5 separate regions of the Mus musculus genome follow, and regions 1, 2, 4 and 5 are each linked to region 3. The links are chromatin loops, found by intact Hi-C in ENCODE. Cell type or tissue: left cerebral cortex. All regions are shown on one strand.

Evidence for each region. A loop is a pair of places that touch in the nucleus more often than their neighbours do. Peaks named below come from ENCODE experiments on the same cell type or tissue, not always from the same donor. Only the 100,000 strongest peaks of a DNase experiment are listed, where the experiment ranks them.
Region 1: a loop joins it to region 3, with 3 times the contacts of the local background. A loop is called at or near these places in 9 of 42 quality-filtered maps.
Region 2: a loop joins it to region 3, with 2.9 times the contacts of the local background. A loop is called at or near these places in 10 of 42 quality-filtered maps.
Region 4: a loop joins it to region 3, with 4 times the contacts of the local background. A loop is called at or near these places in 15 of 42 quality-filtered maps.
Region 5: it touches region 3 in a loop (1.9-fold over the local background); 2 of 42 quality-filtered maps call a loop at or near these places.

Annotation. Positions count from the first base shown.
Region 1 is chr2:164,131,820-164,136,819 of GRCm38, reverse strand. The region is part of intron 10 of Stk4 (serine/threonine kinase 4); the gene reads right to left. Among named protein-coding and RNA genes, the nearest start is that of Kcns1, 37 kb to the left of the region's middle. In left cerebral cortex, CTCF peaks have their summits at 246 and 2,069 (motif pointing left); DNase peaks (open chromatin) are centred at 210 and 2,065; H3K27ac peaks cover 228 bases.
Region 2 is chr2:164,124,909-164,129,908 of GRCm38, reverse strand. All of the region lies in intron 10 of Stk4 (serine/threonine kinase 4), which reads right to left. Among named protein-coding and RNA genes, the nearest start is that of Kcns1, 44 kb to the left of the region's middle. In left cerebral cortex, a CTCF peak has its summit at 3,117; a DNase peak (open chromatin) is centred at 3,084.
Region 3 is chr2:164,387,533-164,392,532 of GRCm38, reverse strand. It overlaps Matn4 (matrilin 4), which reads left to right. Exons shown (of 11, transcript NM_013592.4): 10 at 2,633-2,740; 11 at 2,819-3,140. The coding sequence ends at 2,877. Among named protein-coding and RNA genes, the nearest start is that of Rbpjl, 13 kb to the left of the region's middle. In left cerebral cortex, a CTCF peak has its summit at 2,728; DNase peaks (open chromatin) are centred at 2,714 and 3,298; H3K4me3 peaks cover 850 bases; H3K27ac peaks cover 1,023 bases.
Region 4 is chr2:164,101,403-164,106,402 of GRCm38, reverse strand. All of the region lies in intron 9 of Stk4 (serine/threonine kinase 4), which reads right to left. Among named protein-coding and RNA genes, the nearest start is that of Stk4, 30 kb to the right of the region's middle. In left cerebral cortex, a CTCF peak has its summit at 2,695 (motif pointing left); a DNase peak (open chromatin) is centred at 2,700.
Region 5 is chr2:164,186,787-164,191,786 of GRCm38, reverse strand. Wfdc12 (WAP four-disulfide core domain 12) reads left to right here and starts at 1,229. Exons shown (of 3, transcript NM_138684.2): 1 at 1,229-1,349; 2 at 1,501-1,651; 3 at 2,104-2,556. The coding sequence starts at 1,268. The coding sequence ends at 2,128. It overlaps A730032A03Rik (a long non-coding RNA gene), which reads right to left. Exons shown (of 4, transcript XR_003954086.1): 3 at 1,475-1,625. In left cerebral cortex, a CTCF peak has its summit at 2,867 (motif pointing right); no DNase peak of the experiment used is centred here.

The DNA.
Region 1 (5,000 bases), 260 kb after region 3:
GAATGTATAAATGGGCTAAAATGACAGTATTAAAAACCACAATCTGAACACTCATGTGCTGTGGCTTTTTGCCAAAGCACATTAGAGAAAGAAATGCACAGCACCTGAATTAAACAAAGGTTCAGGGGCAGGACACACTTCCCAGGCAGAAAAGTATTTTATCTGAGGACAATAACAGGCTCCACATCAAAGCTGAAAGCCTACACTCATCACTTATTAATCACATGCTCTGTACGGGTCACACACACCACCTAGTGTTTCCAAGCCGTGCTGCCCAGTGAGCAGGGATAAGATCTACCCTGGGAAGACAGTGTGAGAGATGGATGGACAGAGTGTTTATGGGGCCTGTGCACAGTATGCACTTGAGTGCTACTTCCACCCCAAACTCTACAACCTTGTCTCTCTCTCTCTTTTTTTTTTTATGTCTATTTTACGTGTATGGATATCTTGTCTGCATACCACATTTGCCTGCCAGAAGAGGCTATCAATGCCCATGGAACTGAAATTATAGATGTTTGTGAGCCATCATGAGGTTGCTGGAAATTGAACCTGTATCTTCTGCAAGTCTTAACCCCTGAGCCACTTCTGCAGCCCCTTCAACATAGTCATAAAGAGGCAAGTATTCTTGCAAACAAAGCAGGAAATAGGACAAGAAAATAACACATACACAGACGGTTAGAAATATTCAGTATCTACTACTGCTGTGGGGCAAGAGTGGAGGGGAAACCAGCAGAAAAGGCCACATTACCAGGAGATAAGAGCATGAAAGAAAAATTCAGGAGCAAATTCCTAAAGCAGACTAATAGTTGCACAGTGACAGAGATAGCAGCAGAAAAGCAGTCCAACTCTTGGCTGTAGACATTAAGACTCTTCTACAATAGCCATCTTTGTTTTGACAGAGATTACATTTGGTCAAAGCCAAAAGGATGCCATAAAAAAATGTCTTTTTTAGTTAGCATGACATTTCCTGACAACACACTTACTGTAAAGCCCATGGCAACTAGGTAAGTAATATAGAGTCACAAGACTGCTTTACCCTGGGAATTATTGACCTAGATGAACAATAAAATGAAGTCTGTCAACCTTCTCTGAATAAGCTTGAGAGCACACTGAGCCAAGGATAAATGTCCCTCTGCTGTCCCCCACCCCACCCCACCCTGACATCAGTACTCGTTACATATTAAAAATGATTCTTTTTCCTGGCTTGTAAAACAAACTTAAGTATCTGACATGTGCTCACAGCTGTGGCTGTCTCAGTAAAAGGAAGCACCCAAGAGTTCAGAGGACCAGGAAATGACCTGGGACCCAACTCTGGTGGGAAGTGAGAAAACTGGCTGGTTTACATAAAGATCTCTGGGCTTCTATTTCTCAAACTATTAAAAACACACATACACACACACACACACATACACACACACATACACACACATACCCCAAAACCTCATCTATTCTCTCACAAAAACAAGCACCATTAAATAAAAGACTATGACTATCCTCCGTGCATTAGACTTTGTATGGAATGGTGGTAACATTACAATCACCAGGCATACCCCACATCTGGCTTACCAATGCTTTGGCCTTCTGTTGTCCCTGAATTATCCCTCATCATTCAAAGAGCTAATAATACTTTTTACAAAAATGAAATGTGAAACAGAAATAGAATAATATAAAACTCAAACATAAGCAACCTTAAAATTCTACGCCAACATTATGTTACCATGGATCTTAAATTTGGTTCACAAATTCAATTTACATTTCCGCTGATTTTTTTTCTCCAACCAGAAAGGAAAAAAACAAAAAACAAAAACAAACAAACAGGGCAGGTGGTATGATCAAGTTCAAAGAAGAGAGCCACCCAACTGAGGGCAAGCAAGCCAAGGCTCTCAGGCATCTGAAAGGTCACTCATCTCTCTTCTCAAGCAGTGCGGTCTGTATGATAAGGATGCATTTTCAGGAAATGTCAAACTTCAAGACTGGTAAACTAATTCTGTCATGTAGTATCCACAGCTGGCAGCCTCTGCTTCAAGGCTGCACAGAGCAGACGGCACAAGAAGCAAAAGGGTGGCATCTGCTGGCCAAAGCGTGCTGCCACAGGAAGTGTTTAGAACTCTGGGATGTGAGAAACATCCCTAAACATCGACAGTTCATGAAATGAGGGGAAAGTGGGAAAGTACATGGACTACGTATGTGAGAGAAGAAGGGGAGGGCGGAACAGGGAGAGGGGGATGGGCTGGACAATCCAACAGTGATACCCACTGTATTTCCATCTGGCAGGGGTTTAATCCCTTTGTTTTATAAATCAGCAAGCGGGGACAAGCGTCCTTTAGGAAAGGCATCCCTACTTTCATAAGGGAATTCAACAGCCAATCACTGCAGAAAAGATTTAAGGAACTGAGGCTTACTCTGTGGGTGATGTTTCAAGAAAAGAGGAGAAAGTAGAGGGAAGCAGAGGGAGCTAGCATTTACAAAGTGTCTGTTACCCTGCAGGCAAGTCAGATGCACTGCCTTGTTTACTCAGCGCAGCACAGGCTCTCCCACAGGCTCTATCTAGACAGTATCCTTTCCATTTTCCAGGCTAAGTGTATCATCACACAGTCAAGTCAGAACCTGATCTAAAAGCCCAACTCTAGTGACCTTGACTAGCTCGTTCTCCTGGAACTACACTGCTGTGTGTAGACATAATCCTCTTCCATGCAGAGCGCCCAGTGCAATTTTATACAGTACAATCTTTTTGTTGTGTTTTCTTTTGGGGGGACAGGGTTTCTCTGTGTAGTCCCGCTGTCCTAGTAAATGTTAATCTAACATTTTTTCAGTCAAAACCCCACAGACTTGAATGCCTTGACCCACCAACACCACTGCTTGTGCCTTCTCTTGGATGTAATGAAATAGGGACCATCCGGGAACTCATTCCTCTTTGCATCATCTCAACACTGCTTGTTCCACTCTGCCAGCTTGAGATCTCAGTGATCAAAAGGTGCAGTGAAGGGAAGCAAGGACCATAGATGCGTCTTCATCCCAGAGTAGCCAGTGGAGTACACCGCTGCCTGCCAGAGACGGTTCAGTTTTAAGCACAATGGTCACTGGACAGGGAGGCTGACATGCAGGGGACAGCTTAGATATGAAAACAAGCTTCACACAACCTGACCCCCTTCTCTTGAGAGGCCCTGAGGATACAAGCAAGTAAGTAAGGCAGAGAAGAAGGGCCGACTCCTCCATGTGTGGGTCTAGGCCACCCTTGTGCTCCATCCTCCTGCCTCCATCCCTACTTGCAGAGTTCTAATAGGCTCTTAGCCTTGGATAGTAGTGAGAAAGCTGTCCTAAATCTCTCCTTTAGTTTTCTCAACAGCTCATGCCCCGGGAACAGGGATGGACCTCTGAGGCAACTGAAGAGTCAAGAGCCCACACGAGAGAAGAAATGGGGAGCAAAGCTGCAAAGTTGGAATAAGGTATTTCCCACACACTGAAGGAAAAATACAAGCGCCTGCATCGACGTGAACAAGACCACAATGCAAACTCATGGTTACAAGTCCAGCAATAAGTAATTAAATCCAGATAAAAATTAAAAATGATTTCTACATCAATAACTAGCTAATTTACACTTAAAATATATTTCAGCCTTTGGAAACTTCTTGAATAAAAAAACAACAACAACAACACTGAATTTAGTTGTTTTTCTTTTTCTTTTTTGACTTCACATTACAGTAGTAAGGTAACTGACCCAGATCTGTCTCTGTCTGCTACAAGATTCAAACTGTCAGGCTCTGATGACACAGGAATTCCAGGCCTCCAGGAGCTTCTTCTCTTGTTAGCACCAACATGGCAACATACTGACTGATGTCTGGGGCAAGCTAACCATGTCTGGCCAGGAGACATGACTGCTCATTCTGCTGTGGCACATGGTTTTAATTATGTTTAAATTAGTTTTATGAGTTAAATAATTTATTATACAACAGCAACAGGTTAGCAGAAGGGATTCCTCTAAGAAATTCTTCTCCTTTCTGGAAAAAGAGAAACCTAAATAGGCAACTAATATATAGTGCCACTCAAAACAGAAACACATTAAAAACAAAGGCAAAATTTGTAATATGTATATGCATGTATGTAATTCCTAATTTATGATTAGGCTATGAATTACCTTAAAAGCCACTGCCAGCAAGCTGAGCATGTGGCCACAGAGAGGCTGTCGTGACTGCAGTACATCCTCCCAACAAGACACCACACATAAGGAAGCGCTGGCTCACAGTTCTTTATACAGATTGCTATAGATTAATCACATAATGCAAACAAAGGCAGAGAAAAGTGTGCCATCCATTACTGCTACCCCAAAGTGAGAGAGAGAGACAGACAGACAGACAAGTGGGGGTCAGGGGGAATGTGGTGTTTCCTCAGCCCTCATCTGTGAACATAACAAAAAAGGGAGAAGAACGAGGTAGAAGGGTATATTCATGAACTGAGTAACCTTGTTTTATGGACTTCCCCTTGGAACTACACAGTCTATGCAATCACAGAGAAAAGTTAAAAGAGTAAAACCTAAAAACAGAAAGCAGTGTTAAAACAAAGATCCACCTGCTCACCGAGGACCAGCCCTGTGGAGATCAGAGAGGAGGAAGGCGGGCAGCGCTAAGCGTTAGTGTGGAAGAGAAGGCAAATGCTGGCACTACCAGGGGAGAGGAGTTACAGTTAGAGTGGCTAAGTGCAGCACCAAGTATCCAGTCTGTGCTTAGTGTAAGGAGGTGTAATGAGCATATACCTTTGTTTCATTCACTGAAAAGGCCAGGGGGAAAAATGAGCTGGCTTCAGAAGCACTTGTCAAGGCTGGTCTCTAAAGGCCATTCCTACTAAGAACCAAGAGTTTCTTCAAAACCTGTCTATCCCCAGGTTACACACAGGGAGGACAGAGGGTGATACTGTCTGTCCCCCGGTTACACACATGGAGGACAGAGGTTAACAATGTCTGTCCCCAAGTTACACACATGGAGGACAGAGGTTAACACTGTGTC
Region 2 (5,000 bases), 260 kb after region 3:
TTTTTTCTTTTGAGAACTGTGTGCAGGCATACCCCATGCACACATGCACATACATGGGAAAGTACACAGGTATAGATCACATCCATACAAAAAACAAAAGGAAGGCAGGAAGGAAGGAAGGCAAAGAGAATGAAACCAGATTCATTCAGACTTTAATGTAAAGTCTGGAATGGAACAAGCAAAATACTTCAAGATGTAGGCATGTTTCAGGTTATTTGATCACACCTTTCTGCTTGAATACTGTAAACATGATTAAATAAGAGTAACCAAGAGGCAGAGCAGGCAACCAGCTGACAGGAAGTGAGCCCAGGATTAAGGAAAAAAGCCAGCTTCAGCTGCATATGGAGCAGAGGATGGCCTAGTCGGGCATCAATGGGAGGAGAGGCCTTGGTCCTGTGAAGGCTCGATGCTCCAGTGTAGGGAATGCCAGGACCAGGAAACGGGAGTAGGTGGGTTGGTGAGCAGGGGGAAGGGGAAGGGAAAAGGGTTTTCAGAGGGGAAACCAGGAAAGGGGATAACATTTTAAATGTAAATTTAAAAAAATATCTAATTAAAAAAAAAGCCACAGAGTAGTAGGGTGTTTGGGGGCAGGGGAGGGTGGACAGAGAGACGCAGCGGAAGCAGAAGGAAGGGACACTGGGTTTGGAGGAGGTGTTCTGAGATGGGGAGGGGCACTTGTTCGGGGACATCGGCTGGGGAGGAAGGTCAGCCAGGTGCTTTCTCTGCCTCTCTGAGCTCGCAGGCTTTCACCCCAGCTTCTGGTCCTGAGTCTTCATTGGTAAAACCCCAGGGACTTTCTGAGAAAGACTTTAAGAGTTCAGGAAACCATCCCAGATTGACAAAAAGTTTGTGCACAACAAAGGAAGCCAGCAGAGTGTTGAGACTCTTCAGTGGGATAAGGCCTTGGCCAACTAAATAGTCAACAGAGAGAGGACTGCTATCTAGGATTTACAAGCAATTCTAAGAGTTAAAGCTCGAGATTATAAATCCTCTAATAAAATGGGCAAGTTAACGGAACACACAGTTCTCAAAGGAAAAAATACGATAGCAGGTTGACTATCCGCACTGCAGTCCCAGGGGACCCAAGGCTCTCTACTGGCCTCCTCCAGCCCTGCGCACAGGTGGTGCACATAAACTCACCCAGGCACATCCAGGCACACCCACCACATAGGGGTTTTTTTTAGAGAAAGAAATCAAATCAACCAGTAGCACCTTAATGCTGGGGGGGTGGGGGGGGTGTGGACAGAGAAAGATCTTCATCCACCTCCGTGGGGGATGGGACGGATGCCAACTGGTGCAGCCACCATGTAAACCAGCTGAAAGGCTCCTCTGAAAACTAAAATCAGTGTTTGCTGGCCCTAACCTGTGATACCACAACCTGGCAGGCTGAAGCAAGAGGATTGCCATGAGTCTAAGGCTAGCCTGGGTTAGAGTGAAACCCTGCCTCAAAAATGCAGAAGCAAACAAGCAAACAAACAAGCAAACACCCCTAAAAACTAAAGCCAGAACTATCACATGATCCACCCTGCGTCCACTTCTGGGTATATACCTAGGAGGCGTATATCACGCCTTGTACATCAGCACTTACTGCTGCACCATCCATGCCAGCCCAGATAAGAGCCAGCCAGGCATCCAGAACCAGAACCAACACAAGCATAGATACAAAACATGGAGGAATGAAGCTAGGCATTTGTGGGGACAGACTGACTGTCGGGCCAATGAGTCGGCCTCAGAAGGACAGATACGGAGATGCAGGAAGGACTTTAGAGCAAGAGTGTAACCTAGAGGACCTGATGGGATGAAAGAGGGGAAGGCAAAAAGAGGACTACTTGGTGGGGAGGGGGAGGGGGAGCAGCCAGAGTGGAAGGGAAGAAGGGAGCACAACAAAGGGGGGACAGAACCAAGGAGAAGGGTGCATGTGTGACAATCTCACACTAGGACCTGCAGGACTGCTCAGTGGGCAAAGGGGCTGGCTGCCATGCCTGGAGACCTGAGTTCCCATCCCAGAACACACATGGTAAATGAGAGACTACTCCCTTCATTTGTCCTCTGACTGCACAAGTGCTGCATACACATATAAACACAATTTTTTTTAAAAAAAAAGAAAATATCACAGTAGATTGCATTTCTTTGTATACTAACCAAAAATTAATTTTTAAAGAAATAGAAGAAAAAAAAACTTTAAAAAAATCATTAGTCATGTTTGTAGAATGGCAGGGGACCAAATAGTTATTTTGGAAAAATAGCAAATAAAGGGGAAAGTCTAACATAAATTCTGTCTTTCCTACATCAATTACAGCTGGGAATATCTCCATCATTGATGGAATGTTTGCTGTTTGAGGACCTTCATATGATAAATGGAGAAGTGGTCAGATATCACCATCTTGTATCTTTGAGTTAAATGGCACTTAGGCAACTGTCAACCCCCAGAGGAAGAACACATATGTACTATGAGATGTCTCTGCCAAAATGCTGAAGGCTCGATAGCCCCAGCTGCAGTTCCTCAGTTCTAGCCCATGGCGTTGTCTCTCAGCATCTCTGTAAGGTCAAACCATCTCTCTAGTCCTAAGACCTCACCTGCCTGCCTTCACTGTGCTGACACTTGGACTGGGGGCACAAATCAAGGATTGGAGGTATGAGTGCTAATCTTACTATCAGTCAATAAACGAGACCACGCAAGCATTACCAGTTACTCTGTTCTTCATGGTTACAAACTACAGTTAAAAGATAAAATAACATGCCTCAAAAAAAAAAAAAAATTACAACCCATTCCTTCCGGATATTCTCAGATGAAGTGGGGAAAGTATTAATTTAATTACAGTAAAGCAGCACCCAGGATGAAATGGGAGGGTTTGTAACTAAAATCAATGGCTGTCTTAAGGAAAGCACTTGCACAATCGAGCTGGGAGCTCAATCGGCTGCTTTTTCCATGGAACATCAATTGCACTTGAAGAAACATTAACAAACTGTGGTTAGGCAGACTCGGGCACTGGCAGACATTTCCTTTAAAAATGAAAAAGTGAGTCTGGTGCTTAAAACAGCTGACAGTGTTTGCTGCCAACGGTAATTTCAAGCAAAACTTAGCCTGATTCTGCCACAGTGAGTCTGACAGCTCCCCCTACAGACGCTCCGTGCTGAGACTGGTTACAGTGGCAAGGAGTGCAATCTTCGTACGCTGTATAATAAAATGCCAACGCTTTGGCAGGTCTCCGTGACTCACTAAACCAATGATTTCCAGATGACCAAGCCACGGTGTCATAAAGCCTGCAAACCTTCTATGCAAACGCAGATGGTTTCCATAGGCGTACGGGAGCTCACTGAGTCTCAGATTCTATAGCTTACCTTTAAGGGACCACCACTGATGGGGCGGAAGAGCTGGCTCAGCAGCCAGAAGCACTTGTGGGTCTTTCAGAGGACCCAAGTTCAAGTCCCAGCACCAAAGTCAAGCAGTTCACAACCACCTGTAATTCCAGGTCCTGAAGACCCAACACCCTCTCCTACCTCTGCCTACGCCTGCACCCGCAATCACATACGTACACACATACACATATGCGTGGAACTAAAAATAAAAAATCTCTTTCAAAAGTAAAAAAATCCCGCATACACAGTTGAAGAAAAATATCTGCAAGCTATTAAGCAAAAATATCTGAACAAGCTACTGAGGTCCACCTCCCTCTTCCAATGGCACAGCTTTGTTTGGCCCAACATTCTTCACACAGAACAACGTCTGACAGACTGAATGCCAATGCTCATATAGTAATCTAGCTGTCTCCCACTCACACGGATTTGAAAACAAGCTCACACTGTCACTGGGACACATTTTTGTTATAGAATGGAATATTATTTTTTCATAAAAAAACTTTATTAATGCATAACAAATTTACCACTATTTTAAATGAACCAATAAGTCATTTTATTCTGCTTTAGAATAAGAAGAGATTCTTAAAATTGGGGTTTGGGGGTAGAGGGTACTTCAAATTAAGGGCCTTGCCTCTGCTAAGCAAGGGGGCTAAAACTGAGGTTTAATCTTATCTGTTTTAGTTTCGAATTTTGTCAAGTATTAACAGATACAACCCACACAACATTTCAGGAGTGAGGTAGAAGCCTAGTGTATTGGGAATTCCATGAAATCTACACGGGTGACACTAGAGCAGACTCCTAGAGTGGACATGGATTCTCTGTTACCTGGCAAAGTCCCCAATGGAGGGACTGGGACACCAACCTACAGTTTGTCATGCCTGCAGGATGTGCTGGGGCAGGAGCCTAGCATAATCATCATCAATGAAACCAGAGACTTCATGCAGCAACTGATGGGAGCGGATGCAGGATCCCACAGCCGCACATTAGATGGAGCTGGGGAAGGGGGGGAGGACTGGAGGAGCCAGAGGGATCAAGGACACTGTAACAACTGAGAACCACAGAACCAATGAGAGAGACCCAAGTGAGCTCACCGACATCAGGGAGCCTGAATGGCTCTGACCTAGGTCCTTAGCATATATGCTGTAGTTGTGTAGCTTGGTGTTATTGTGGGAGCCCTAACAGTGAGAGCCAGGCTGTCTGACTCTCTTGCCTGCCTTTGGGACCCTTTTTTCCTACTGGGTTGCCTTATCCAGCTTTGACTTGAGAATATGTGCCTGGTCTTACTGTAGCTTGTTATGCCATATTTGGTCCATGTCCCTGGAAGGGAGGGGAGGGGAAGGGAGGGGAGGAGGATGGGGTGGATCCCGGGAGAGTTGGGAAGTGGGGGGTTGGAGAGAGGAGGGAGGAAAAACTGCACACACATGTGCAGTATATATATATATATATATATATATATATATATATATATATATATATATGTGATCAGTCTATCAAATCTATTCATTTAGAGAACCCCAATTAATACAGCAACCAAATGCCACACAATAATCTTGTTGGGGTTCTAAAACAAACTTTGAAAGGCATTATTGGAGAAAACTAAACAGTAAATAGTACTTTATGACATTAAATAAATATTGTTT
Region 3 (5,000 bases):
ACAAGGCGTTGGGATTTTTTTTTCACTCAAATTAGTAGTGTCTGGAATAACTTGAGAAAACTGTATTATTAAAAATATGTTTAAAATTGCATTTTAAAAAATTGCACACCTTTTGCCTGCATGTACGTACGGGCCTGGTTCATGTGGAGGCCAGAAGTGGGGGGCAGTTCCTGTGAGACTACAGATGGTTTGTGAGTCGCCGTGTGAGTGCTGGACATTGAACCTGGGTCCTCTGGAAGAGCAGGCAGTGCTCTTAACCACTCAGCCATCTCTCCAGGTCAAGAGAAAACTTTTAAAAAAGCAAGTCAAATTTAGCATTTACAAGCGTAACCGACTATAAGCTTCCAGCTTGTGGAGATTCAACTTTATAGATTTGGCAAAGTGACAGGACAGGGTTGTTTTTTTATTTTTATTTTTTATTTTTATTTTTTTACAGTGGCTTGTGCTTTCTGGGGACATAGACCATAAATGCCATCATTGTAATGTATCTGGTCTCCAGCTGGGGGTGGGGGGGAGGGGAAGGATCCAGACATGCCCGCGGGGAACAGCTGGGCCTTATAGGGGGCAAAGTTTCTTGGTGGGGGGCTTGATTTTGACTATGGGGTCTTTAGATTCTAACACATGTCTAAGGCGTGACTCTTCTTCCACTGTCTACTGCTGATAGAGGTAGGTGAGCAGGGCTGTGTCCAGGGCAGAGAATCTGTAGTTAAATGTGCTCCCTGCCCTGCCACCAACTCTAACAATTAACTAAGGTGTTTTGGACACATCAGGCTTAAGGGCCCTTCCCGTCCCGACTTATTTACAATGGACCCTGGATAACTCACTTAACCCCGGCCCTACCTTACCCTCTTCTGTATGAGGAAAGATGCCCAAAGTTACTGCCAGCTTTAGATTTCGGAGGCAAGTTGGAACGCTCTGCTAAAGCTCTTCACTGGCTGACCATTCAGGCCCAGGCAGATCCTCATCTTTCTGTAACCCTCGGTTCTACAGCTCTAAAGTCAGAGGTGAACATTTGGGAGTGTTAACGAGGCCATCAATAAAATGACACAAGGATGAGGGTTTGACTGATAGTAGAATCTCCCTATGGAGGCTGAGGCTAAGAATCTTGCTGCTATTTTAGTGCCTGCAATATTAAAAAACAAGAGCTGGTGAGATGGCACAGCGTGTAAAAGCAGCTGCCATGCAAACCCGGCGACCTGAGTTCGATCCTGGAACACATTACCAAAAAGCCCGATGCGATGGCTCACATCTGTACCCAGCATCCCTGCAGGGAGATGGGTGGTGCAGACGGAAGCACCTGAAAGCTTGCCTGGATACAAAGAGAGGCAAAAACTAAAGAGAGACGCTGCCTCAAAAAGGTGTGAGGAGAGAGTTGACTCACAATAGATGTTCTCTGATGTTGACATGAATGCTGTGGTCTGCCCTCACACATGTATCATACACATACATAATAAAACATTAAAATAGAAAATGGCGTGGACCAGCAGTGATGCTATCTCCGTAATATTCCCCACCATTTTCTGTACTGTTAAGGAAACATAGACAACCAAGTTTATCTCTACTCTACTCTTAGATGTTGAAGTGTGTGTGTGGAGATAAACTTGGATCCATAATTTTTTGTTTTTGCGTTTGAGACGGGGTTTCTCTGTGTAGCTTTGGCTGTCCTCCTGGAACTCACTCTGTAGATCAGACTGGCCTCAAACTCACAGAGATCCTTCCTTCTGCCTATGCCTCTTGAGCGCTGGGACCAAAGGCATGTACCACCACGCCTGACTTGGACCTATAATTTAAACATTAATTTCATCAGAATCAGTGGAATCGCATATTGTTGCACTTCATCCTGACTCACTAGGTCTGGGATAGGGTTTGATAATTTGCCATTATGACATATTCCTAGGTTATGCTAATACTGCTTGTCCACGGAATGCTGGTTTACTAGAAATACACAGTACAGGGTTGACTTGTGCCTGGCATTGCTCTAGATATTGTGCCAGTACGGTATTCAGTCGCTACGTGTGTATGATGAATTACAATTGGTCACAATAACACAGAATAAAAACTGAGTTCTTCAGTTGTACCCGCCACATTTCAAGTGTCTTAAGCTCCAGGTGGCTTTTGGGTATTGAATCGGCCAGGACAGACAGATAGAGAACATGTCCATTGTTTGTCGTGGTCTCATTTGGACCAGCTCATCCATCTAGACTTTTTCTAATCAAAGTGAAACCCATGGACTTCAGAATTAATGTGTTTCAGGAGCTTAGTGAAAGTGCAGATTTTTACTCTGAGTCGAAATCTGGATTCTAGCAAGCTCTGTGGTAATCCCAGCAAGCATAAGGGTTGGAGAATTTCTCTTGCAAGTGGGTCCACATACGCAAATCGTCTAATCTCATAACCACTAGTGGGTAGCTTCTTTCATTATATCCATTTTACGGATGCGGGGGAATTGAGACTTGAGGGGTTGAGTTTCCCCCAGGACTTCTGTGCTATTTGGCTGGGACTCAGGCTAGGTCTAAATCCAAAGCCTGCATGTACACCATCGACTCGGTAGAGGTGTATCAGAAGGTCGAAGCCACAGCCTGGTGGGCTCCCTTTTGGTTCCTCATTCCTTTGACTCTTGGCTCTCTCCTTGCAGAGGAGGGCATTGGCGCGGGGACAGAGCTTCGGAGTCCCTGCGAATGCGAAAGCCTCGTGGAGTTCCAGGGCCGCACGCTGGGGGCGCTCGAGAGCCTGACGCAGAACCATATCCTTTGGGGCTGGAGGTGCGGGTTGCAGGGCGGGTGAAGGGATCTCTGAGACCACATCTTCCTTAACCGCTCACTGGCTCGGCTGACAGAGCGCCTGGAGGAGCTGGAGAACCAGCTGGCTAGCCGAAAGTGAGGGTCGCACGCTGTCTGAGCAGCCACGCGAGACCGAGGCCGAGCCCCGCAGCCTGGACCGTCCAGGAGGGGGCGCTGGCGGGCCCCACGCGCTGCCTTCGAGCTGGCCTCACCTGGACCAGGAGCCAGATTTAGGGGATGGGGATGAGGGGATGGGGAGGTGCTGGTGGGGAAGGACTGCTACACTCGCCGCGAGCTTTGTTGGATTTCTTTTTTTGTTTTCCTTTTCTAAAAAAAAAAAAAAAAAATTTGGTTTTCACGGGGTCGGTTTGTGGCTATTGCTATGCTGGCAGAGGGAGGGGAGTTCAGACGAGCGTGCTCATAGGCGCCCGGGTGGCGTCCTCTTGGAGAAAGGCGCATTGTGCAGTACTGGGGCTGGGGGGCAGGGGGCCGCTGCTTCCCGTCTCTTGTTTATTCAGCCCCAGAACAGATGGCCCGTTATGTAGGACGTGGGGAGGGAGGGGATGCCCCGAGAACCTTTGGGTCCGAGGAAGTCTGAGTCCCCCATCTTCTAGCACGTCGTTTTCTTGCTGTTCCTGTCTTCTGGAGCCAAAAAATGTGGCTCAAAGGCCGCTTGGGACCTGGCTGGGGATGTGAGAAACTCTGTTGAGCCCCTGACCAGAAAGAGTGGGGGATGCGGGATGTGCTCCACCTGGATTGTATCATCTGCCTCTGACACTTGGTGGCATCCCTGAGCCTGTGGCTCTCTTCTGCCACTCCTTCAAGAAGCAAAGCTGAGCTGCATGCACACAACCCTCTCTACCAGCAAGGAACACGAACTTCCCGGGTACACATGGCAAACTAAAGCTTAAAATACGTTGGGTTCCAGAATGGGCGTCAGGTAAATTCCCCCGGGTTTGTTTTGCCATTGTTAAAGCTGAGACAAGGGTTAACTGGTACAAGCAGGACTGTGGCTAGAGGAATGTATGCTAAGGTACCTGACTTTGTGCCCGACATGTATTTTAGGTCCTTTGTTAATGATAGTTAGCAATTATTCTTATAGAAATATGTCTTGGACCTGGTTTGAAGCGATTTCCTAATATTGCCATTGTATCCGTTTTTTATCCAGACAACCTCGTGAGATAATTAGGATCTTAGAAGGCAAGATGGCTCAGCTGGCAAGCACATTTACACATTAAGATTTACAATCTGCTTTCAAACATCAGGGTCCTCATGGTAAAAGAGAGAACTCCTCCTGTAGGATGCTCTCTGACTTCCACCTGCCACCTGTTCCTACTTCATCAGAATGGTCAGAAACGGGGCGTGGTCAGAACAGGGTGAAAGGGAGGGGCCTGGACTCGATACCAGGTGACAGAAGGCTGGATACCTTAGAGGGAGGGGAAGGGTATGACTGACCTGAGCCTCGTGTTCTCTAAAGCCACATTCCAGAAGGGCCGGAGGAGAGAGGGGAGTGGAGGGCAGTTGCTTGTGAATCAAGGAATAACCACGATGATGAAAATGGTCCTAATAATGTAAAAATAAATGCTAAAGATAATTATTGCCTTCATCATTTCCATTTTAGACAAGAGGAAATGGAGTCATGTAGTTTCCCAAAACGGCACGTCTAGTCAGAGGCTGGACTGACATGCTATATTTCTGATTGCTGCTGTAACAAACGAGAGCTTCGAAGGCAAAATCAGTTCCCTGTCTCACAGTTCCCGGAGTCAGAAGTCCAAGATGGGTTGGCAGGGTTGCATTCTTTCTGGAGAAATCTGCTTTCCTTTGTAGCTTCTAGAGGCCTCCCAAGTCCCTTGGCTCATGGTCTCACTGCCCTCTGATCTTAACACCTCTCTCTCTGTGTGATTCTCTCTTTCTCTGTGATTATATTGTTATGACTTTGACAATCACAGACATGCTTCTACTTCAGAAAAACTCCCAGAAATCTCCTTTGTCATGTAGAGTCATAGATTTATTCATAGGTTCCCATGATTCAGGCATGGAAGTTGTTGAGCGGAACAGGGCCGAGGCTAGGCTGGCTGATGTCTGTACTGCTAAGGCTGGATAGGGAGTGAGGTCCACCTGTGTGCAACTGTATAGAAAAGGGGAATGTCTGATGAAGGATAGTGCAGGCAAGAAAAAAAGGGGGGGGTGGGGAGCTTTGAGCAAAACCTTAAATGATATGGC
Region 4 (5,000 bases), 290 kb after region 3:
GACTAGTAAGCAAGAAAAATCAAACCGCAAGATGGTAAACTGCCGCCAGTTCTAACTGACACCAGGCTACAGTCTAAGCTACAGTCAGACTCTCTAAAGCTACAGTCAGACTCTCTAAGGCTACAGTCAGACTCTCTAGCCTAAGGAAGGACTGCTGATTCGGCTGCAATCAGACTCAGGATTAAGATGCTAGAGGGACTTTCCCTGAGGTGAACAGGACAAGAACAGGCACCACTATTCAAACTGTAGTAGAGATCTGAGTGAACCAGAAAAAAAAGGGTCTATGGATCACAGGGGCAACACTGAGGTCATAATCCAGAGACAAGATCTTCTTCATAAAAAATAAAAAGGGAACTTACAGATTAGGAGTCTCATAGGAGATGAGTACAACAATCCACTGAAAACATCAACGCAACAGCCATAAAAGTACAACAAGAACCAAAGCCAACATAAAAACAAAAGACTTGGAACTGGTCCTAAAACCAAGATGAAGGCTGGAGGGACAGCCCAGCCAGTGAAGAGTGTGCCCTGCTCGTCTGAGGATTCTCTTGGTTCCTAGCACTTGTATCAAGTGACTTCCAAGCACCTGGAGCCCCAGCTCCAGGGGATACAAGTTACAAGCTTCCTGAGGTGTCTGCACTCAAGTGTACATACTCACGCATGGACACACAATTTTAAATACTAAAAAGAAAATATTTTTTAAAACAAATTAAAACAATCAAGTTGAACAACCCCTGAGGAATAACACCCAAGGTTGACCTCTGACCTACACATGAGCACACACGTGTACACAGACACACATGCTAAGGGTGCTTGTAGCTGCAGTGCTCATGAAGTTGAGGAAGAGGGATCAGAAGTTGACACCAGTTTGAGCTATATAAAAAGACCTCATCAAGATAGAGATGCCAGGCAGTGGCGCACGCCTTTAATCCCAGCACTCAGGAGGCAGAGGCAGGGGGATCTCTGTGAGTTTGAGGCCAGGCTGGTCTACAGAGCAAGCTCCAGGGCTATAGAGAGAAATCCTATCTAGGATCTCCCCAACAAAAACACAGACAGACAGACAGACAAATGCACACACACACACACATGCACACACACACACACACACATGCACACACAGAGATATAGAGCATGCCTGTGAATAAACTCAGTTTTCTAGAGATATGCTGGGTAAACCATGGAACCGTGTTTGCTGACAGAACTATGTATTCAAAGCAATCAAGTAAAATCCCAGTGGTATAACGCAAAATTGGCTTCACTGATCCTGAAACTGATACGAGATCATTGTAAAGAAATTCAAATAGCAATCTCTATTGGAAAAAAAAGGGGAAGGAGGGCAAGGAATCTATTTTAGAATAATGGTCACGGAATCCATGCAAAGGTGACTGGACCGTACAGCTGAATGTGACTACAGTTCATAATACAAAGAACAAGAAATTCATGATATATTAAAGAACATCTGTGGGCAGTAAGACTTTACAACTCTTTAAACATTTACTCTTTCAAGGTGTGTAGGTAAAAAGAAACTTCTTTTTTCTTTTTTTCTTTTTCTTTTTCAAGACAGTGTCGTTCTATGTAACCCTGCCTGTCCTGGAAACTGTTCTGTAGACCAGGATGTCCTTGAACTCAGAGACCAACCTGCCTCTGCCTCTCTAGTACTGGGATTAAAGGGGTGCACCATCACCACCCAGCAAAATTTCTTGAAGAACACAAAAATGATACTGTATAAGAAACCCTGGAACAGTGTGACATCAGGAGAAGGCCGGCTGCTAGGAATGACTGCAACAGTCGGGCACAAGTCACAAGCTAGGGCCAAATAACCGCAATGCACAAACCAAAAGGGTCGATACCTACAATCCACAGCGGTTCTGCAGATCAGTAAAAGGCTATTCCGATTATCCTTCCTGTATAAAACACGCAAGATTAAAGTGAGGGGCCATGCAGCTCAGTAGTGCACACGGCCAGGCAGGAAGCCCAGGGTTCCCGTCCCTGCACTTCCAAAACCAAAATCGGGATATATCAGGCAATGATGGTTATAAAGTATCTTTAACACTTGTTTGTCTACATATTGTAGCTTTCCCCATATCAGTTCTGTTTGTGAGTTGTTTTGTTTTGAAGTGCTATCCCACTGTTTGGTTGGGACCCCTTAACTGGTGACACTTAAAAAGCTATGTGTGGCACTGTGCTCAGGATCGACAAAACCAATTCCAACTAAAGTCTACTAAACCTGAGACGAAGAGGCTGTGCTGAAGTGCTTCAGCTCTGCCAAGTATCCAACCTCCTCACTAAACGATATGAAGGCCATGCCCCAGTGTTGCTGCGGTAACTCAAGACAGCCTTAAAGGTGAGGGCTAACAGCAGTTAACAGCACCGGTTGCTCTTCTTGAGGACCGAGGTCCAACTCTCAGTACCTACAGCTCACGGTAACTCTGGTTCAAAGAGATTCAATAACCTCTTTTGGTCCCTGCAGGCACGAGCCACGTGTGTGCTTAGACATACATATGGACAAAACACTCAAACACATAAAATAAAATAAAATAAAATAAAATAAAATAAAATAAAATAAAATAAAATAAAATCTTAAGTATAAATAAATAATAGTCTTGATCCAAAATAAATGCTATCATGGAAAGGGTGTCGGTGAATTTGAATGGGAACGCAATTTCAATCCATATCCTATCGCGGAGCTCCCTCTGCTGGCACAGTGGGAGCACAACAAGTTCAATGCTGACAACTCACAAGGGCATTTTATCTTCACCACTAAGACCAGGAGTTCCTTTAGAGAACCCTGAACATAGTCTACAAACAGCAAGAATGACCAATGTGTTTTTACACAAGTAATGACTAGTTAATGTCAATTCCCCTTCAGATTTCAGCTAAGGCTGGACTGTACCTAATATTTTTATATATGCAATAGTCTACACTAGCATGTCTGGGAAAATTCATAAATTTTATCTTTAATTATTTCCTTGGGCCTAGTTCCTAATAAAGGAATTTACCAGGTCACAGGTTTGATCTTTTCTTTGGGGGGTTGTTTTTAATTATGTGTATACAGCAAGGAGTCTCTTCATGTGTGAGAGGAAGTGTCTTCAAAGTCTCAAGAGGGCACTGGATCCTGTGAGCCTGGAGTTACAAGTGGTCATGAGTCACTGGGAACTGAACTCAGGTCCTCTGGAAGAAGGGCAATGTTCTTAACTGTGGGGCCATCTCTCAAGCCCAGATCTGAATTTTTTAAATGCTGATAAAGAATGCACTCCAGAAGTTTTATCAATTTGTTAATCTACCAATGTAACATTACCATTCTTTTCAGTCTCAGAGATAATTAATCTGAATCCCAAAACAAAGGGAATGATTTCCATCTCCAAGGTGAAGAGTAGAGACCCATGAGAACACTGCCCTGCCAATGTCTGCAGACACAGAAGCCCCTCCTCAGGAGTATCTCTACCTTCCTACGTGCTGCCAAGCTTGCTACGTTTCTGTAGGGAGCCCCAGGGACACGTTAAATTCCCTTTTACTATACTTTGGCAACACCCTGGGCCTACACCAATATTAGAACTCATGTCCTTCCCTGCACTTGATGGCACCTGGGACCAAGTCAGAGATACAACTGAGGTCAGTCTGTATGGGCATTTACAAAAAGGGCCGACTGAGAGAAGTCTCTCTGAGAGTGGATGGCACCATCTGACAGACAGCCCAGATACAGAGGGCTCTGAGGCAAAAAGAACAAGTCTTGCATGCCAGCCTGACTCTGCTCCTTGCTGGCACACCCATTCCTGTTGCTGCTACAGCTATTATCACTGCCATCCATCGCTGGCATTAGACTCCAGATTCTTGGTCTTCTATCATGGACTAAAGTCAAGTGACTCTCTGGGAATCTTCCAGGCCCTTAGAGCCAGACTGAGACTGCTGAAGATATCCAGTGTTGTGGATTGAGCAGCTCACAGGTTCTCAGCCTCTCCGAGCTGCAGCCAGCCACTGATGGCCCTTCCAGACCCTATGTTTAGGTTTAAAGCCCCAGGGCTCCTTGATCACCTTTTTTCCCTTCCCTTTAGCTGTGTCCTCTCCCTGGGATGAAACCCAGCCCCTCACACATGCTAGTCAAGTGTTCTGCCAGACAACAAACTTTCTGTCTGTGAAGGAACAGACAGCAGATAATTTAGGCCTTTGAGGCAACAGTTTTTAACAGGTACTCAACTCAGCCTTTTCAGTACAGAGGCAGCCAAAAGCAACAAAGGAATGGTTTATGGCTAGGTTCCAGTTGAGCCTTACTGCCCAAAGTAGGTGGCAGTCTAGCTTGGCCGAGACACTGGTTTGCTGATCCCTGGATTAGAAGAAAAGCCATAAATATTATAGGTACAGCTCAGCAGTAGACTGGCACACATGAAGCCATGATTTGATCCCTAGCATGGGGGTGGGGGGGTAGGTAGTTAAGGGGGGTGAAAAAAAAAACCTGATGACCAAGGAAACTCAGGCCTTTCAACGTATGCAAAGTTCAGGCTAACCTGAACCTCTATACCTCCGTTACTATTTTGTATCCTCCAACTGTTCCCTCTGTGACATGGCCTGTACCTCAGGTCGAGAGGAAAGGCGATCAGTAAAGAGCAGAGTGTGGGACTCTAAGCCAACTCGAGGAATGGAGCGAGTCACAGGCCAGCCAGGAAAGAGGGGAAGAACCCAGGTCTGTGGCACACACCTGATGTGGAAGACTGGAGCCTGAGGCTAGGGAACCACCTGATGTGTCATTAGAGAAAGAGACACATACAGAGGAGGAAGTGATCAGATAAACTAATCTATCAAGCAACAGAGAGAACCACCCAACTACTTCTCTTAGAAACCAGTCTCTCGCCAGGTGTGGTGGCGCACACCTTTAGTCCCAGCACTTGGGAGGCAGAGGCAGGCGGATTTCTGAGTTCGAGGCCAGCCTGGTCTACAAAGTGAGCTCTAGGACAGCCAGGGCTACACAGAGAAACCCTGTCTCGAAACCCCCCCCCCAAAAAAAG
Region 5 (5,000 bases), 200 kb after region 3:
CATGTAGAAACATTTCGCTGAAGCAGACACCAGTGAAAGGATGGTCTGCTAAAGCAAGCACGTGAAAGGATATGTGATGGATTCTTCCCTAATGAAACACGGGTATTGGTCCGTCTTACATTGTGTAGTTGACCTGCATTTGCTGGGACTTCCATAGAGAGAAATGCACCAAAAAACTTTTGGTGGTGTGCTGTGGCTTGTTTCAGCTTCTTTCACTTCTGCAGATTCTGGATAATTGGCAGCTTGATGCCAGCTTAGACAGACTCATGTGCTGCGGGGAGACATGTGTGGAGGAAGTATAAAGTAGGCTCGACCAGCAATGGGAGGGAGTTTGGCTTGCTTACATAGCTAAATGCTTGGTGGTCTTGCATCTTTGCTGATCTTTGCTAACCTTTGCTTGGCTGATTGGAACTTCTCCTGGCGTTCCTCCTCGTCCCTCCTGCTGACTTGTGCCGAGGCCGAAGCCTGCCTGTCTCTGCTAGGTAGTCACACTGCTGCTGATTCGTGTTAGCTATCCTGATTCTACCGAACTGGATGGCTGGTGTAGCCATGAAGTGTTTGGGAGTGGATCGAGCCGCTGCTGACTCCTGTGCACTGAACTGCTGATTTCCTGACGGTGCAGATAGGAGTTGCTCCCAAGAACCCTTTCTAAACAGGTCCACTTCCCCCGTATCCTTTCTTTTCCACTACTTCTGGTGGGCAGTGGGCTAGAAAGGAAGTTAAAGTGTTTAAGAACCATCATTAAAAATAGGCTTTAAAAACATTAAAGTAACGGGGTGGCGTGGTTTGGAGCACATAGTGACAGAGCCCTCCTTGGGGTGAGGAAAAAGCTGAGGACCAGTTCAGATATGACAGGAAGAAGTAAGACCTCTGTCTAGGGCGGGCCACCCCGAAAGAGGGCTCAATAGTGAACATCAGATTTGAAGAAAATGGGTCCTGCCACGTGCCGCCAGGCTGTGTGTCCTAGGGTGCCCTTTGTGCAGAGACTTCTTGTGCAAACAGAGGATCTCACAGTTAGGAAATCTTGGAAGGACCCCAAGTCCCTCCCTCAAAATGGTGGCCATTTCTGACAGGGCTTGGAAAGCACAGGCTTCCCCTGTCATCAGCAAACCTTCAGCCCTGCCCATTGCCACGCCCAGCAGAAACAGTAGAAAGCCAGCCTCAGCCTCAGCCTCAGCACCAGCACCAGCACCAGCCTCGGCACCAGCACCAGCACCAGCCTCGGCACCAGCACCAGCACCAGCCTCAGTCTCAGCCTCACAGCAACATGTGGCCAAACAGTATCTTGGTCCTCATGACGCTCCTTATTTCCTCTACTCTGGTAACGGGAGGTGGAGTCAAAGGCGAGGGTAAGTGGGTACAGGCGAGCTGCCTAGAGCTGGGATGGGAACTCCCAGATTATAGGAAGGGATGGAGTGCCCACCCACACACCCCCCCTGCCGATACCACCCCACCCCTTACCCCCACCACTCACCTTGTGCCTTCTTCCACCAAATAAAGAGAAAAGAGTTTGCCCGCCCGACTACGTCCGCTGCATCAGGCAAGATGATCCCCAGTGTTACAGTGACAATGACTGTGGAGATCAGGAGATATGCTGCTTCTGGCAATGTGGCTTCAAATGCGTGCTGCCGGTGAAAGACAACAGTGAAGAGTAAGTAGCTCCCAGTGCTGTGCGCGGCCCTCCCACCTCCCCAGTCTCTGTCTCCTGGAAGCATGGAAGAGCGAGCGATTCTTGGAGTCAAGGGGCAGAGAGACTGGGGTGAGCTTATGGGATCTCAGAGACCAGAGGCCTTGACCGTCTCCTTTGTACAAAGGGGAAGGCGTGACAGGGATGTCAACCAAGCAGAATCAGGTGAAAGCCCCTGGGCTTTCCCTCCTCCCAGGACTGCTCACACAAGTCCCACTCTGTCCTTTCCTCCTCTAAACTTGCTGTCACCTAGCACCTGCCCCGGGGGTCCACAGGCTTAAAGTATGGGAGAAACGGGCAGCCCGTGGGCAACCTGGTCTCCGAGTCCTTGTGTGCAAAAGAAGGAACAGCCTATCCATCCAGCCTGTCCCCAGTGTGAGCATCCCTCTTCAGCGGGTTCTCCTCCTCTTTTGTAGACAGATCCCTCAGAGTAAGGTGTGATATCTCATAAAAATGGCCTCAGAGGACTGCTTCCACCGTGGAAGGACACAGCAAGAAGATACAAAGACCAGAAACCAGGCCTTTCCAGATACTGGATCTCTGGGCACCTTGATCTTGGACTCCCCAACCTCCAGAACTCTGAGAAATAAATGTTGTTTATAGGCCATTCAGTCTATGGTAATTTGTTACAGTGGTCCAAATAGACTAATACAACTTAATAGTTTAAAAAAAAATCCTTGTTCAATATTATGTGTGTGTGTATGTGTGTGTGTGTGTGTGTATGTTTGTTTGTGTGTTTGTGTGTGTATGTATATGTATGTACATATACATGCATGAATAATTCTGGAAATATACATTTTTTTGGAAAAACTATTAAACTTTATTATATGACATTTTTTACAAATCTGAATAAATAGGATAAAATTGTCCATAATACGATTTTTTTAAAAAAAGATATGCCTTTACAGCTGGCCAAAGGTAAAACAAAGTGACTCTGGAGTTGTGAATTATTTATCCCTAAGTGAGACACCTGTATCACACAGCAACCACCACCACCACCAAGCTCAGAGAACATCTAGGAAAAGCCTGGAAGATTGGCACAGATAATGTCTTCTGTGCATGACAGGGCCGCTGTACTCATAAATTCACAGCAACTGTTGTAGCCAGCACAAGACCTGCACAGATCAGTCTAGTCACCCTTAGTAGAGGAGCCATGTCTGTTGACGGCCACTAGAGGGGGCAGAGTCATCGTTCCTCAGTGGTGTGGCCCGTGGTGGGGTGCCAGTGCCCCAGTGGATGGTACTGCACACCCACGGGTGTATGGGCACACTAATTAGATTCAGTGGGTTATTTTTAAGAGAGAGAGGAATTGGGATTGAGAGGGAAGTGTGGAGAGGAATCAGGGGGACTTGGAGGGAGAAATGAGAGAGATGATCTAAATACATTTTGTTTGTGTATTAAAGTACTAGAGAATATATAAAATATGTGCGTGTGTGTGCACGCATGTGTGTGTGTGTGTGTAATTTCTTACATATTGCATATAGAATACAATGCATATATATGCCTGCTTTTCTGCAAACACCAAGTGTTCACAAGGCAAGGATGTCCATCCTGATCAACATCGTTCATATATAACTACAATCTAAACCCTCTAGAATTTGCAATCTCAATTAAGCTGTCGCCACAGGCACCGGCCATCCACAGCTTCCTGCTGTTTACAGGGTGTCATTTCATCATCCCATGCTATACAACGTGTCCTTGTGTGGAGAAACATGGCTTTACGATGAGAGGATTGAGGTGTTCTGGCTGAAATACTGCAGTTTGTCTGAACAACATTAAAAATGGGTAAACTGGGAGGGAGGCAGAGGCAGGTGGATTTCTGAGTTTGATGCCAGCCTGGTCTACAGAGTGAATTCCAGGATAGCCAGAGCTATACAGAGAAACCCTGTCTCAAAAAAATAAAAAAAAATAAAAATAAAAAAAAAATGGGTAAGCCAGGTATAGACTCCTCCTCAAGTGATGCAGGAAGCTGAAAGATACCACAAGGAAGGGCTTCTAGCCACACTAAGTAGACATTCATCTGTTTGCTCAAGCAGAAATTACAGAAGGGGAGAATGGGAGGCAGGCAGAAATGAGCTAAAATGTTTATTCTGGAATAAAGGAATCTAAGGATGTTGCAACCATGCAGGGAGTGTCAGTGTATGGACTTGGTTCTGAAAACTGCTTGAACTCATTTAAAAAATGTATCTTTAATCATGTGCATGTCTATGTGTCTGTGTAGAGGTGTGTGCCTGTAAGTGCAGATACCCAGAAAGGATAGAAGAGGGTATCAGATCTTCTTGGTCTGGAGTTAAAGAGGTTATAAACCACCCAGCATGGAGGATGGCAAACTAGAGTCCTCTGCAAGGGCAGTATGAGCTCTTAACTGCTGAACCATCACTCCAGCCCCACAAAGTCATTTTTAGAACAATAAGGAAAATAGAAAGCAAACACAGCCGGGCATGGTGGTGCACACCTTTAACCCCAGCACTCAGGAGGCAGAGACAGGCGGATTTCTGAGTTCGAGGCCAGCCTGGTCTACAGAGTGAGTTCCAGGACAGCCGGGGCAACACAGAGAAACCCTGTCTCAAAAACAACAACAACAACAAAAAGCAAACACAGAGGCAGATGATTAGGTGTGACAATGACAAATTCAGTTCTCCCCTTTCTTTCAGAGTTGATAGAGGGTTTTGCGATGTAGTCCAGGCTAACCTGGAACTTGGATCCTGCTAGCTGCACACCCTGGGTGCTGGGAATGTAGGAGTGCATCACCACACTCAACCTAAATGATCATATCTTAGAGACCCATACTGAAATATCTATGATGTGTTGGGTTGACTTGAAATTTTAAATTTCAAAAAAATAATAGTTTGGATGTACACAAGAAGAAATGTAAGATGTTCCTGTTGAGTTTGGAATGCACAGAGTTTCATAAAAAGGGTTACTGTTCTCCTGTATGTTTTTGGAATGGTGATAAAAAATGTTATAGCAAACAATGAGTTGGGTTTTTTTCCCAACTTAACAAAATAATCGAGTTCATATGGGGCAGTGAAAGACTGTGATGTAAGAGGTAACAATGTAAATTAGTAAAATTCATGGATACCAGAAGTCGCTTAAACATAATGTAGCTGTAACTCTTACAACAGAAGCACTGGATCACAAATAAGGAGGAGGAGGAGGAAGGGGAGGAGAAAGAGGAGAGAGAGGAGAAAGAGGAAGAAGGGCAGAAGGAAGAGGAAAATGAAGGAGAGGATAATGAGGAAGAAGAGGAGGAGGAAGAGGAGGAGAAATAATGAAAAAAGAACAAAAAATTCCCAGCAACAGCATGGATGAT